2 separate regions of the Homo sapiens genome follow, and region 1 is linked to region 2. A link is a loop called in an ENCODE intact Hi-C map of the cell type or tissue named here. Cell type or tissue: PC-3. All regions are shown on one strand. Links, peaks and the distances in the headings refer to the core of each region. The heading gives the core; the rest is flanking DNA.

Region 1 (8,558 bases), core at 1,955-6,954, 700 kb after region 2:
TTTAGAAAAAATATACTAGTAGAACAGAAAATAACCAGAAAAAACATAACATGATCACTGAGAAAATAAGTTTATGTTACTTTAAAATAACAATTTTGAATATATTTATGTCTCATATAAGTTAAATATTTTAAGTTGCTTGTGGCACTGAAGTTTCATAAGCAAACCTGTTATGTACATTCTCTTATGTTCTTGTAATTTAGAGAAGATTGTATCAAATTATCCACTTCATGCCCTCTGAGAGTCAAACATTATAAAGATTTTGTGAATACTGAGAGAGAATCTATTTCAGGCGGGTAACTTTTTCTTTTCTGTTTCAGTTCAGTCACCATCCTCATTGCTTCTCAGCTTGCACCCACTTTTTAAGAACTAAATTTTAGGTTGGATTTATTTAATGATGTATTTCCTTATGTCCCAACTCCCATCCATATTTAAACCACAGTCACCTGTATTAGATGATTAATCTTTAAAAGATGGTATTTTAATCAGGTTGGGATATTGATATTATGAGTGAAAATAGCAACAAATGAGCTCAAGTAGCCCCATGAGATTTAAGCACAAGGATTAATTTTGACTCCATGGATAGAAGACAAATGTACCTGTTATACTCTATATCTGCAAAAATGCAACTCAAACTCTTTTGTCAGGTAGGAGACATTAAGAAAATTGGTAACTCTTTAAAATAATTGTGCAATTAATCACTGCCGAGCTCACTGTTGTAATCCCAAAGAACTAGTTATGACATGCACATTAATAGCAAATGAGTTCACCATGATTAATATTGTGACAATAAACACCTGAGGAAATTAATAATGATCAGCTATTATTTTAAAGGACTGCAACATAATTCAAAAAATTTTCCTCTCAAATGTAAGCACTTTTAAGGCACATGCGACATACAATTTTCCTTGTATTTTTTATCCAAATTGGTATACAATTACACTTTCAAAGTACTTTATTTTATAAATACTTACTACTAGACAGTATCACTTTTTCTCACTTTCACTAAATTAAATAGAATGAAGACATTAGACAAATAATTTGATTCAACCTTAGGTAATAGAATTTTGATTTTTTTAAAAACAGATTAAAATTTTCCAAGCAGTGCATGTCTACTCTAAGTACATGATTGTTCCAGGGTAAAACTCATCAGTAAGTTTTAGCAGGGCATTATTAATACAATTTACAATCTGTACAAATGTTAGTAAACTTCAATAGATCAAGAATTCTACTAAGCAAACTGTTTTCATAGGTCAATATTGATTTTAAATCACTGCCTCCCTGCTGGCTTTAATCGTCACTTCTGGAGAACACTCAAGAAAGGTAATCCCTAATCTCTAATCCTATCCATATATAGGTTGCATCCTTCTGAAGTCTCTTTGATTTTCATCGATGTTATATTTTTGGTAATCTTCTGTTATTGCTACCTATTTCAAGGAGTTTCTGTTCTTGGTTCATAGGGACTTCCCATCCCACTCAGCACACCATAAAAAATGTTACGTTGCCCACTACTTAATTCTCCAGTTTAAACAACTGTCCTTGAACTTCACAAATCCCTATGTACCATACAGAATAAATCAATATGCATGCCTGATATTTTTTCACTTATGGACCCCCCTATGCAGAATTGCGCTCCTTTAACCACACAGTTTTTAAATGTATCATTTCTCTGCAAAGTGAAATAGCTTCAGAATGTAATATATCACTAACACAACAATCTTTTCTCCTTCCTACACAGTTAAGAATGACTCTCCACCCTCCCAACCCGCTTTTTTGTCTCCTCTCTCCTGGGTGGATCATTACTGCTGCAGCATCTAGTTTCTCAGTTAGACTGGGGTTCTTGTATTCTGATAAGACTTTACTCCATCTACTAAGAAAACCCATATTCTTCCACTGCAATAATCTGTAGCATTGCATTTCCTGACAGCTCACTGATTAGTAATTGTAGGGCCTCTTTTTGTCTCTACCCACATTATTAATATTACTATAATTACTGGTCCACCACGTGCTTCCACATTTCACTCCACCCACCAATTAGAAAGGGAATATGCCTCCTTCTCTCCTTGTAGTGGGCACTGACAATGACCAGTAACCGTAATAGATATTTGAGGTTTATATATACATTACTCTCTCACTCACTGCTGGCAATACTACTTTTTTTTTAAACTTTAGGTTCCGGGATACATGTGCAGAATGTGCAGGTTTTTTACATAGGTATACATATGCCATGGTGGTGTGCTGCACCTATCAAACCATCATGTAGGTTTTAAGCCCTGCCTGAATTAGGTATTTGTCCTAATGCTATCCTTTCCCTTCCCCCTGCCCCCCAAAAGGCCCCGGTGTGTGTTGTTCCCCTCCCTGTGTCCAAGTGTTCTCATTGTTCAATTCCCACTTATGAGTGAGAACATGCCATGTTGTTTTTGTATTCCTGTGTTAGCTTGCTGAGAATTATGGTTCCCAGCTTCGTCCATTGTCCCTGCAAGGACATGAATTCATTCTTTTTTTTTATGGCTACATAGTATTCCAATGTGTATATGTGCCACCTTTTCTTTATCCAGTCTATCATTGATGGGCATTTGGGTTGGTTCCAAGTCTTTGCTATTGTAAATAGTGCTGCAATGAATATACGTGTGCACGTGTCTTTATACTAGAATGATTTATAATCGTTTGGATATATACCCAGAAATGGGATTGCTGGGTCAAATGGTATTTCTGGTTCTAGATACTTCTTATACTTAACTTAAACTGAGTATCAACACGTGAAGATAACTAGTCTGGAAAGGATTTATGTAAAAATCACCTTTTTGCATCTTAAAGTACAACAATCTGCTGGTCCCAAATTCTGTGGCTAAGACCAGCTCATCATGCCAGATTCTTCTTCAGTTAGGGTAATTGCCTTTTAAGTGAGACTAGAGTCCCATTTGTCTTGTAATAATTGCCTCTTGGTCTACCATTTATGTTATTTCTCTAGCAGTTTTCTCAGACTAGATGCAAATAAGAAGACACAAAAAGGTGTTGGTAATATAGTGAATGGTCACCAAGAATATATATCTAACTTCAGTTTAGGCTCAATTACACAATCCTGTTACATTAGGAGAAAATAAGCCCTCATAATTTATATTGCATTATTAAATATTGTGATTGCATTAGCATAAATAAAATCCAATATATGTTTGAATAATAAAATTACAAGGTGCAATAACCTGTAGCACATTACTTTCTAAATGCACATAAAGTCATTCTTTAATCCACATAATGCATCGGTTAGTTGATAATTACAGAAAGAGCACTGAGTCAGCTATTGTGAATAAAGAATAAATAACTTAATAAACATTTTATGATCTACAATTGGACATGACTTTATACATCCTTAAAAAGTGGTTGTGCCTTTTTTATGGATGTGTCATTGCAGTATTGTGCCTGTCCAAAAGAGAATTTTCTACAAAAATTATTTTAAAATAGCCCCCCTTTAATTTTTACTTAAAATATATATTTTTGTTACGTAGATACAAAAACACATAGGGTAGAATGTCAGCATACATCCTGAGCAAGCCAGGGATAATGTTGGAAAACAAGTAAAACAGGAATACACAGTTTTTCAAATTTTATTGGCAATAAACAGCCCTTCTTTACCTTCAGAGTTAGTAATGATGCGTCTATGATGGATTTTTAAAAACTGTATATGCTAACAACATTTCTGCTAAGAGAATTATGGTTCTTAACATAAGATAGGGCAAATCCCAGTTCAAAGAAAGCACTGTGTGTGTATGGAAAGCAAACAGCAGACTGGAACAGATACGCATTTGATAAGCAAAATAAAGTGTTTTCTGTATAAAATGTTCATACAGATAAATATTTGTGTGTGTTTGCATCATTTAAACTGACATTAGCACATTATAATTATCTTTTTATTTTGAAATTTTAAGTTGCCTAATGAAGGTAGCCCAATCACATTGGCTGTTTTAATTGGTCAATTCAATATTATATCATTATCTATACAAGAGGCCCACCTTTCTTCTCTTTCTCCTTTGATTTGTGAGTGATAGATAATTTCGCACAGGTTCTATGTATCATCCCAACATGTAAGAGGCCTTTAAACTTTCCTTTGCCCTTTCTGCCATCTGCTGTTAAATAGCTGGGCTGCCTCATGTCAGTTGTCCTGGGGTGGGGGTTCTTTAGTGCTGCTTCTGGTCATCAGATTCACAATATGTCTTATATTCCCAAAGTCAGACTTCTTCTCAGACTACTTGAAAACTATGTCCCTTTCTTAAGATCAATACTTTCATCCAAACTTCGAGTTCTCTAGGGTTTTCAATTTCCTTCTTTGTGTTATGCATATTATTTAGGATGCCCAGAATCCTGGAAGGCTGCCATATTGTGAGTGAATCATTTGCTTTGACTGCATGGACGACATGAGTCATGGAGGATAACTTGTGGTTTGCTCAAGGTAACAAAACAAAAGGTATTATTTTACAAATACAAAAACAGTCTTAAATCAATCCTGTAAGGTGTGTGGAACTGAAAGCTATAGACTAGAATATTTTTAAATATTCTGAAATCTCTTCATACTACTCTCTAGCTGAGTATCAGTTCTGTCTTTGTTCTAGATTATTTATCCACAATATAATCAAATCACTCTGTATTACAACCTGTTTTCATCATAAGCCTCATATCATATGTGTTTTGTTTAAAATATTATTTATTAGATGGATTTTATTATATATGATAGATTTTATCATACTCAAGTAATTCATACTAAAGCATTTGAGTGTGTTTCAATTTGTAAATAATATTAGAAATAAGTGGAGCAACCAGCTAGAAACTTAAATATATACATACATATATTCATATACATTTCTGATAAAATGTGTAAAAATTTAGGAAACTTTATAGTAAGGAAACAACTGGATCAAGAAGTTTTGAGTCATTTTAAAAATGCAATTAAAATGGCTTCTAGAAATACTGCATATTTTTATATATCTAAATGATGTGTATATTAATAACAATTTTCTACTCTCCATACTATTGTAGGTATAAGTAGATGTGTAAGTTGCAATTTAATAAGAAAAATAGCAATATAATAATTCATTACTATGTCAAACTAAAGCTAATGTTTATGTCTTTTGGTGTGATAGTGAATTAAGTTCATAAAGAGTTTCATTATAGTTTCTCAAATATTTTATTGACATTGTTTTGTTTGTATCTGATATTGTTTCACAAACATATTTATGTGCTATAATTTATATCTAAGAATATTAACTATTTTTATATGGTGCATACATTTTTTCAGTTTATATTTTTCAGGCAAAACATTTTTTGCTACATATAAATTTTATTTTCCACTATGGTTTCAATATTACTATTTTAAATTTATTTTTTATTTTATTTTACTTTAAGTTTTGGGATTCATGTGCTGAACGTCCAGGTTTGTTACACAGATATACATGTGCCCTTGTGATTTGCTGCACCTATCAACCCATTATCTAGGTTTTAAGCCCCGCATGCATTAGGTATTTGTCCTAATGCTCTTCCTCCCCTTTCCCCTCACCCCCCAACAGGCTCCAGTGTGTGATATTCCTCTCCTTGTGTTCATGTATTCTCATTTTTCAACTCCCACTTATGAGTGAGAACATGCTGTGTTTGGTTTTCTGTCCCTGTGTTAGTTTGCTGTGGGTGATGATTTCCAGCTTCATCCATGTCCCTGCAAAGGACACAATCTCATTCTTTTTTATGGCTGCATAGTATTCCATGGTGTATATATGCCACATTTTCAAGACTTCATGACTGAAACACCAAAAGCAATTGCAACAAAAGCCAAAATTGGCAAATGAGTCTAATTAAACTAAAGAGCTTCTGCTCAGCAAAATAAACTATCATCACAGTGAACAGGCAACCTACAGGTTGGGAGACAATTTTTGCTGTCTATCCATCTCAAGAGGTCTAATATCCAGAATCTACAAGGAACTTAAGCAAATTTATAAGAAAAAAACAACTCCATCAAAAAGTGGGCAAAGGATATAAAAGACACTTCTCAAAAGAAGACATTTGTGCGGCCAACAAACATATGAAAAAAAGCTCATCATCACTGGTCATTAGTGAAATGCAAATCAAAACCACAATGAGATACCATCTCACGCCAGTTAGAATGGCGATCATTGAAAAAGTCAGGAAACAATAGATGCTGGTGAGGATGTGGAGAAATCGGTATTCATTTTTACATTTGTTTGACCCATATTAGATAAATATCTTTTTCTTTATAGGCTTTAATGGAGTTGTAGTTGGATATAATTATGTTTTCTAAATAGAAAATTTATTTTGTTTAATTAATTAAACTTTTTTTCAACTTTTATTTTAGGTTCGGGGGTATAAGTGCGCATTTGTTACATGGGTAAATTGCGTTATCACTGAGGTTTAGTGTAAGAATGATCCCGTCACCCAGGTAGTGAGCAAAATACCCAATAGGTAGTTTTTCAATCCTACCCCCAACCACACTCCCTCTCTAGCAGTCCCCAGTGCCCAGTGTCTGTTGTTCCCATCTTTATTTCCATGTGTACTCAATGTTTAGCTCCCACTAATAGGTAAGAAGATTCAGTATTTGGTTTTCTGTTTCTGTATTAATTTGCTTATGATAATGGCATCCAGCTGAATCCATGTTGTCAAAAACATATGATTTTGTTCTTTTTTATGGCTGCATAGATAAATATTTAATAATGTTTTTCTAGTACTTTTGTGTGTTGTAATGGTATATTTTTAAAAATATTTTAACATATTTGATGCATTAAAAAGGATATGCATAAACATATTACTTTATAATTCTTAATGATAATAAATTAAAACCTCAGTAACATACTGTCTGACTCTAGATCTCCTATCTGTCTGTCTATCTATGTTATGGACTGAATGCTTTTGTCCCCCCAGAATTGGTATTTTGGATTCCTAACCTCATGTAATGGTATTAGGAAGTAGAAACTTTGGGAGGTGATTGTGTCATGAAGGTGGAGCCTGCATGAATAAAATTAATGCCCTTATAAAGAGACACCCTAGAGAGTTTTAGCTCTCTTTCTACGACGTGAGGATACAGCAAGAAGGCAGCAGTCTGCAATCCAGAAGAAGAACATCACCAAAGCACAACTATGCTGGCTGGCAGCACAACTATGCTGGCTGCAATCCAGAAGAAGAGCATCACCAAAGCACAACTATACTGGCTGGCATGACTCAGATGTCATGCCTACAGAACTGTGAGAAATAAACTTCTGTTATCTGAAAGCCACCCAGTCTATGGTTCTTTGTTATAGCACCCTGAACTAGCATTCTATCCCTCTGTCTCTATCAATCTATCGATCGATCAATCGATCTATTTATCTATCATAATTATCTATCCATCCAGATATGTATGCCTTAACAATGTATGATGTAGTTTGATCACTCTTTCTACAGTATTCTGTTGGCTGTTCTAGACCTTCTCCATTTCCATATGAACTTTATAATCAGCTTATCAGTATCTACAAAATAACTTGCGAGATTGTGATTGGAATTGAGAGGAATTTATAAAACAAGTTAAGAAGAATTTGCATCTTAATAATATTGAATTTTTAAATCCATAAACACTAAATATCTCCAATTACTTAGATCTTCTTTGATGTTATTCTTCAGTTTTAAAGTTCCCTGCATTTAGATCTTGTATATATTGTGCTATACTTATAACTATGTATTACATTTTTGTGTATTATTTTAAATCATTTTTCATTTCCAATTCCAATTGTTTATTGATGGTATGTAGGAAAGCAATTGACTTCTGAATGTTATTTTCGTATGCTGAGAACTTGCCATACTTGTTTATTAACACTAGAAGATTTTTATTCAAAAATGATTCTCTACATAAGCAATCATGTCACATGAACAAATACAGGTTTATTTCTTCTTTCCCAAACTGTACAGATTAATTTCTTTTACTCACCTTAATGCACTAGCTAGAAATTACAGTACAATGTTGCAGGTGGTGGGAAGAGAGGAGACTTTTGCATTATTCATGATCTTAAGAAGAAAATATCTAGTTTCTCACCATTATGTTTGATGTTTGCTGCAAGTTTTGCTATAGGATTTTTATAGGTACTCTTTGTAAAGTTCAAAAACTTCTCTCTATTTCTACTTTGCTGTTGATGTAGCAGATTACATTGACTGATTTTTGAATTTGGATCCAACCCTACATACTTTAATAAGTTCCACTAGGTCATGTTGTATAATTTATTGTTGGACTCAATGTGCCAGTAGTTTATTATGGATTTTTGCATCTATGTTCATGAGGAAAACCAGTCTGTAGTTTTTCTCAATGTCTTTGTTGGGTTTTAGCTTTAGGGCAACTGTGTTCTTAGAGAATAAATTGAGAAGTGTTCAGTCTGCTTCAAGTTTTTGGAAGAGCTTCTGAAAAATTAGTATTATTTCTTGCTTAAATGGTTAGTATAACTTATCAGTAGAAACATCATTTTGACCAGGTGTTTTCTTTTTGGGAAGGTTATGAATTATTAATTCAATTATTTAGTAGACATAAGATTATTTAG
Region 2 (8,558 bases), core at 1,380-6,379:
TTACAAGTACATTTTCATAAAAATTGATATGAACTCTTCAGTATGTAATTTCAATATCTACTTCCGATGACTTCTCCTACATTTAAAATAAGGCTAAGTTTCTTCTTAATCCTTTCTGGTAAGTTTGCTGACTTTTATCATTTTTCAATGTATGCTAAATATGGTTTTAACTTTCTGTCAGTCAATTTATCACTAGTATAGGCAGCGATATTCCAGATCTAAAATGTAAAGTAGCTAAGTTCTTGCTTACTTTTCTGAGCTTAATCCTCTCTTGAATCTACAAATTATTTATTTAAATATCATTTTAAGGTAATTATAATCAAATCAAAAATTTTACTGTCTGGAGCAATTAATCTATTTTTTATTACAGAAAATACACAATTTATTTTATTCCCTTCAGCATTTTATATGAGCAAGCTTTTTTTCTGGGTATCAGTCTTTCAACCTTCAATGCTGGCTGTTTGTAACTGTCTTGTATTTGTCCTACTATGCTGCCGATTATTTAGTTTTTAATATTTATTTGAAAATTCAAGCACTTTGAAGAAATATAAATTTATTAAGGTTATAATCTTTTGGTTTAGTCATCTATGAAAACATTTTTATTAGATTTTTGTTTATCGAGCTCCACAAGTTTTTGACTCTTACTCCCTCTGAGAATCATAATGATTACAAGGTATCACACTTATTTTAAGGTAATCAATATTGCTTTTCTGCTTCCATACATCTACCCTCAATTAATTACGGGTAATTTATTTCACTAAACTTATGACAAAAATATCCTCATGACAATCATTGCTTTGTGATTATAAAGTATTTCTATTTATCTCATTATATAAACATGGATATCTATTATTTAAAATATTACAAATAATATTTTAGACAAATTTGATTCTTAGTAGCAGTAATCATTATTAATAAAACCATTTAAATAATTTTCCCCAAAATAAGTCAGGAAGAACACTTACCAAACTTAAGCAAATATTTCCAGAGCAATATTGGTCATCATATTGTATAAACAGAATGAAGGACCATATCAGTATGTTTACCTATTTATATTCATTTATCAGTGATTTATTAACGCTACATTTTCTCCCAAGGTAACTTATTATTGATTATTGATAAAATTTGGGAATTTTTGTAGGGGGAAATGTCTGTGTTCAGTGGCTTGTGGTGAATTCACTGGTTCTGAACCCAGCTTTATGTATTGGAGACAGGCATGTGTGATCTCAATCTCCAAAATTATGATGGAACATAATTTTGGAAACTGCCATATTAATTTTCAACTTATTTTTAAGTCCTCTTTCTCATTGAGCTTTCGTGTTCCGAGACAACACACACGTTGTATAGCTATAGGTCTTAGAAAATGATCTTTCTTTTTTGCTACTTACCAAAACAAGTTAGAAGCTTGCATTACAATTAAGACCATGGTTTGACTGGATCTAGAAATTTCTTCAAAATGTCTAGTGTTCTTCCTACTTTTTGCAATCTGAAACAGGTTTAAAACAGTTTTAATTGTTCTTACCCTGTAAATGGACAAAAAGCAGTCATTGATATTTTTCTATTTTTTATCTAGTGTTCCTCTCTGTAATGCCAGAAGCATACCTTTCCAATATTTTATTTGTTTTCTTTTCAACAACAATTTATTTAGTTTTAGAGAGATTCAGGTTTTATAACTGTAGATTTAAAAAATAAAAGACTAAGACTTTATCACTCATCACTCCTATGCTTTCAAGCTATGAAGCTGAAAAGGGATTTTTCTCTTACAATATCTTTGGTGTAACTGAAAGCTTTTCATTTGCAGTAATTGTGCACCTATCTCATGATCATGTCATGCTTGTCATGTTTGTCTTGCTTTCCCATGTAATCTCAGAGTATAAGTTATCATATTCAACCACAGAGAACTGTGAAATAAGCAGCCTTAATGCAAAATAAGAAAAAAATTCTTATTTTTTTTTTTTTGTATTTTCTTAAGCATGTTTCTGAGGTAGACATTAAATTATTATTTTATTCGTTCCGATGGATAACTCTCATTAGATGAAAAAATTAAACAGGTACAATGCACTTCATTCCTCAAGAGAAGAATTACAATCGTTAAAGGGTTTTCATATCTTCTTTTGTAAATGTTATGATTCTTAATGATCATCTCCTTTGTTCTCATTTGACCACTAAATATGACAACTATATTTGAAAATCAAGTCATCATTTTGGTATGCAACATTTTTTGAGACTGAGAAAAAGCAGACCCAGTAACCTCTCTATTGTCTATCCAGTTATGCTAACAAGAAAAATTATAATAATAAAAATTTGACAACTTAACATATAAATTTGTGGTGGAAATCACTTTTCTCCTTATTTGTTCCTTATTAAATTTGCACTACCTAGACCAGGTATGTGAAAGATGTCACTATCATATGATAGCCTATTATTTATGCATATACTTCAATTGGTAGAGAACCCAGACACCCATAACTAATTTATATTTTAAATAAGAAGCTTTTGGTGTAGCCTACACTTTGAATTAATACAACCCCAGTTAAGACCTTGAATCCTCAAAGTACAATATGGTCAAGTTACATAATCCTTCTGCGCTTTGAATGTGTAAAAATGTGAGTTGCATCACCCGCTCTTTAAAAGAGCTGATCAAATTAAACGAGATAATTAATGTGAAGGAAATCATTACTGCTTGAAACTTAATGAGTACTCAGAACATTGATAATGATGATGATGGTGATTTGGTTAAAAATCATACAGTGTAGAACTAAAAGGAATGTAACTTTATATTTATTAGAAAATTTAATATTTATATGCATATCTATTTGGTTGGATGGTAGACATGTAAATTCCCTAATTCAAGATTCCTCCATCCTTTCTGAGAAGTATGTTGGGAAGATTGACATGTTGGCTTTGGCAAGGGTTTGTCAAACCATTTCTGGTCCTCGGATTCATTTTTTATTCAAGTTCACGGCCTTTGCAATGTCTTCATCACTACCCTGTCTTAGGTGATGAATATTCTAGGATATTCCCGTTTCTCAGCCGCACTTTTTCTTCAGGTCTGTCTGTGTACTCAATCATGTGTATACGCAATCCATGGTGTTCTGTCACAAGTGAGAAATATTCTACATCTCTGTGGAGCACATTTAGGCCTACCGGTCTTAACACAGGGTGCAGACTATTATTTTGTTCTCAGGCAAAACTGAGAGCAAAGCAATCCTCAGGCCTTGTAATATTTTTGGACTGTATTTAAAGACAAAGAACTGGTTTTCTTCTCAGATGCACAAACCTATCAGGACTTTATCTTCTTCTCATTTCCCAGCCCCTTCCTGAACTTGTCTCTAGAGATAAGGTGCAAAACAAATTTTTAGGATCAACTACTGTATTTACTGGAAATACCATATTCTTCAGCTTTTTGATCCATTATATGTAATCTCTTGGTTTATTATATGAACTACCTTTCATTTAAAATACTATTATTTCCCATATATGTATGAGAAATAATCATATATATATGCACACATATATATGCACACATATATAAAAATAGATTTATGAAAAAATCTTATATATATTTCAATAGTTTTAAAAATCATTTCATTAATTTTAGAGAAAACTCACTTAATAATTGTAGGCTTATACTTTTTCTTGCATGTAACATGAACAACAACATCATTTTTAAAACAAAGACTACTTCTTGTTATGTTGAGCAACCATTTTTCCAAATGGTGTGAGGTTTGCATACCACAAGGTAAAAACCAACTATATTTAAATATTACCTGTTCTATCAACTTCAGATGAAAATATGCAGTATAATAATTTTCAAAAACAAATACATTGAGGCGATTCTTTGCCATCATGATGTTTCCAAAGCAAAGATAATAAAACGTCAATTAATGAATAATGATGATGAGTAAATAATACCCAAATTTGTTTAATCAGTCAAAATATAAAGCCAGTGAAACTGAAAAGCTTTTGTTGTTTCCTAATCAAGAGACCTTTTGGCTAATTTTATTACTTAATAAAACATTTATTACATTGACTTGGTTCTACAAACTTTAAAAAATTTTTGAAATATATAGAAGTCTCATTTTTATTTCTATAAATCAGAATCTTATAATTTTCACTTCATGTTCAAAATATTTCTCCCTTTGCTTCCTCTTTTATGCATGGTTTATAAATAGTTATCGAAGAGAATTAGAAACATACATGAATGGTACTTTAGGAGGTATATGATTTTTAACTTAATTCAAATTACAGTTATGTGTTCAGTTCAGGATAATAAATAGAGTGGTAATGAATTCTTTCCATTTCTGATGCATGCTATTGGGTATTGGATTTATGGTAGAGATTAGCTTTGATTAATTCTTCCCTGTCTGCTGACTCAACTCTATTCTTCAGTGTTCTGACCACTAGATGGTAGGGTCGTGTTGCCTAACTAACTAGTCTGGCCCTGCCCCTATACAGCATAAAAAATGTAAGATCATTCATTATTTTTCTTAACATCTGTCTCTTATTTTAAAGGATTATTTATTATAAAACTCCATTTTAATCTGGAAATGTGCGTATATACAGACATATACATACGTGTGTGTGTGTGTATATATATATAACATATATACATATATACAAACACACACACAGCAGGACATCAGATAATATTGTTTCATGAAAATGTTGATGATTAACAAAATCAATTTTTGGCCAGGGCCACTGTCTGTGTGGAGTTTGTACGTTCTCATATCATGAGCATGTATGTACATGCTCATATCTGCATGGGTTTTATCTAGGTAATTCAGTTTCCTCCCACACCCCAAAGATATGCACATTAGGTTCACTGGCCTGCCTAAATGGTCCCAGTATGAGTGAGTGAGTGTGTGTGTGTGTGTTGGGGGGTGGGAGTGACTATGACCTGTGATGGAATGGTGTCCTGTCCAGGGCTGGTTCTTATCTTGTGCCCTGAGCTGTTGTGATGGTCTCTGGCCACCCACCACCCTAAATAGGAATAAGTGAGTTAGAAAATGAATGAATGAATGAATAAATACAAATTGTTATAAAACAAATATTCATGAAGTATACGATAATTATACAAATGCACAACAATAAGCAATGTGGTATAAAAGTGCCCAGTGGGATCTCCTATTAGTAATTGTTTGCTTTTGAACTGTGTAGTGGTAGGAGGGTCTCCTAACAATGTTCATTGTGTAAACTTCACTTGATTTAACTCACCACAATTACAACTACCATCACTCACTGGTTCACTAAAAATCGAGTAAATAATTATCTTATTTATTATTAATCTTTCTTACCTGTATGCATAGATGATATTTATTTCAGTGTTTAATATTAGGAGTGTTTTGGGTATTTATTTGGAAGTTTGGTGGTGTTTTTATGACCAGAAATATACTGTAGGAAGTTAACCCTGTGTATATCAATCACCCTGTGTTAAAATTTGTTTCATTATTATACATTGTATTGCTTAAAGTCAAAGTTACCAAGAACCTATCCACCAAGTTAAGTGAGCACATACATTTACACACACACACACACGTATATCACAAAGATCAAAATTTAAACAAAAAACTTATAGAATATTCTTTATTCCATTTTCTATTTTTAAAATTTAAAAATGACATCTTTATAAGTGATAGATTTAGTGCTAGGCGTCAAATGTGCAAAGATAAATACAATATAGCACTTACTAGGAAGCTGATAGGATTTGGATCTTTGTCCCCATCCAAATCCCATGTTAAATGTAATCCCCAATGCTGGAGGTGGGGTCTGCTGGGAGGTGATTGGATCAAGGGGGTAGTTTCTCATGGTTTGACACACATCATCCCCCTTGGTGCTGTTGTTGTGATAGTGAGTTCTAATTAGATCTGGTTGTTTAAAAGCTGTGGCACCTCTTCCCTCAATCTCTTGCTCTTGCTCGGGCCATGTAAGACATGCTGGCTCTCCCTTTGCCTTCCACCATGATTTGAAGCTTTTTGATGCCTCCCAAGAAGCAGAAGCCATCATGCTTTCTGTACAGCCTGTGGAACAGTGAGCCAATTAAACCTATTTTTTATATAAATTACCCAGCCTCAAATGTTTCTTTATATCAGTGCAAGAATGAACTAATACAGAAGCCTATTCTCTAATAATGGAAACAGGGAAGTAATTTAAAACAAAAACACAACAACAACTTTGGGATAAGAGCTATAACACAGGAATACACAGTGTGAAAAAGTGCCAAAACCCAAAATGAGGCCAGTGAAGGAAGAAGATATGCCAGAGGAGAAGGACATAACCATGTAAAGAGGAGAAAGGGGAATAAGGGAGCGTAAGGTATTCCAAGCTTCAGAAGAGAATGTGAAGATAAATATCCTGGGTTTAGATCCTAAAGGATGGATTTAGATGAAGGTGCGATATTTGAGTCAGGCACATGTAAGGAATATCCTAAAGTTCTGCTAGTGAGTAGGAGCATGAAATATTAAGGTGAATAAGCACAACCAGGTCTGAGCTTTATTATTACATACTAAGCAGAAAAGTGTTTCACTTGTTCCTGTTATTAGCTTTCACTCATTCATGAAGATAAGGTAATTAAAGCTGTTCAATTCATAAAATAAGTGAAAGATAGAATGAAATATATAGATCTACATCCGAACAAAATATATAGATCTACATCTGCGCTTTGTTATTACATACTAAGCAGAAAAGTGTTTCACTTATTCGCATTATTAATTTTCACTCATTTAAGAAGATAAAGTAATTAAAGCTGTTTATTTTACAAAATAAGTGAAAGACAGAATGAATTATATAGATCTACATCTGATATAATCATTTTAGGGATGAGGAACCAGTCAGGAGTATGTCCCAGCTTCATAATTCAGGGATCAAGTGGAAAAAAAAAATCTCTGTGAAATTTAATTCTGAGCTACTATTTGTCTTTACTTTTTAAACAAGAGGAAAAAAAATAGGGACCCATTATAATAATCAAAACCTTTCCCTAATCCTGCATTTATCACCAGACTTCAGAAGAAGCTTTAGCCTATAAGTGCATTACCCTGAGAAGCAGTTTGGGAGATTGAGTTATATGGGCTGCCAACATGCAAGCACCTATTTTTCAAGAACTAGATGGGATAAAGAATACTTGAGATATATTGCTTTCCATAGTCTAACTCCTGTAATCAAGTGAAAGGGAAATTGGTACAAATCAAACTATTGCATCTAAGTTCTTTATAGAAATAAAAGAATCAAATCAAGAATCATTACATGCCCCCAATGCTGAAAATATTAGATAAAGTTTAATAAAACTAGAATGGAAATGGGATCTCAGGAGGAAATAAATAAATGAGACTATTCTTAGGAAGAGATGCAAATACAGGTATTATAATTCTACATTGATTATAAACCTGAAATGTAAGGTAGTTTGGGCTACTATTAAGATTAAACTTAAAACAGTGAATTTGAGCATACCTTTCCTTGTTCAATTATTTACCAATATAAAGAAAGAGGAAAGGTGTATCTGATTTGCTTCTTTCCTTGGAATAGTATTTTTATTTATTCATTCAAATATATATTGAACTTTTAAATGCTAGTTTTTGTGCTCAGGAACTGATTATGCTTACACACGAATTTTGCCTTTAGTCAAAGAGGAAAATCAACATGTAACAGATAAATTTATTTTTTACACAAGTAACCTAGAGATCAATCAATTGCAGCTAGAGTGCATAACATGGATGAACAATTCTACTCATTCAAACTAGTAGAGATTTTACCAAGAAGGAGATAAAGTAAAAATCTTACAGCATAAGTGTGAGTTCAACAGGCTAAAATAATTAACAGGGAGTTCTAGCAGGGGAAACAATACGGGTAAAGGCATAGATGTATGAAAAAATATATGCTTATTTGGAATATGATAATTGTTCATTGTGATTTTTTTTTCAATGTGACTTTCTTAAGAACTGGGAAACTATTATAATAAATTAGAAAAAGCATAACTGAAAATCCAAGAGAAAGGGAATGATGAATATGAGACAGGGAATTGGGTCTCAAGCATAATGTGCAACATAAAATGACATCAACACTTTCCCTTTGGCAAGAGGGAAGAAGGGACATATGGGATGTATTGCAGACAACTTGAGAGATGGAGATCAAAAATTTGAAGAACTTTCTCCATAATGGCCTCAGTTTATACCATGAAATTGAAGACAAGGCCATTCATGGAGGTTTGATGTGAGTGACAGAAACTGAATAGCTGCCCTTGGTAATGGCTGAGTTTGGGGTAGGTGTTAGCAGCAATTACGTGCCCCATTTCTTCTCAAGAAGACCCCTTACATCAGCTGCTGCTGAGAGTAATTGTTGTTTTTTAAGGCAAGGTATTTTAGAGACTTTTTTTTTTTTTTTTTTTTTGAGATGGACTCTCGCTCAGCCACCCACTCTGGAGCGCAGTGGCCCAATCTCGGCTCATTGAAACCACCCTCTCCTGGGTTCAAGTGATTCTCCCATCTCAGCCTCCCGAGTAGCTGGGATTATAGGCACCCACCATCATGCCCGGCTAATTTTTCTATTTTAGTAGAGATGGG

Evidence for each region. Hi-C counts contacts between places; a loop is a spot of excess contacts. Peaks named below come from ENCODE experiments on the same cell type or tissue, not always from the same donor. Only the 100,000 strongest peaks of a DNase experiment are listed, where the experiment ranks them.
Region 1: a loop joins it to region 2, with 14 times the contacts of the local background. A loop is called at or near these places in 3 of 110 quality-filtered maps.

The regions. Positions count from the first base shown.
Region 1 is chr1:189,615,706-189,624,263 of GRCh38, reverse strand. No RefSeq gene overlaps it. Among named protein-coding and RNA genes, the nearest start is that of LINC01701, 160 kb to the left of the region's middle. In PC-3, for the core only: no CTCF peak of the experiment used is centred there; a DNase peak (open chromatin) is centred at 4,373; H3K27ac peaks cover 681 bases.
Region 2 is chr1:190,316,999-190,325,556 of GRCh38, reverse strand. All of the region lies in intron 2 of BRINP3 (BMP/retinoic acid inducible neural specific 3), which reads left to right. Among named protein-coding and RNA genes, the nearest start is that of BRINP3, 160 kb to the left of the region's middle. In PC-3, for the core only: CTCF peaks have their summits at 4,207 and 4,408 (motif pointing right); a DNase peak (open chromatin) is centred at 4,406; H3K27me3 peaks cover 1,522 bases.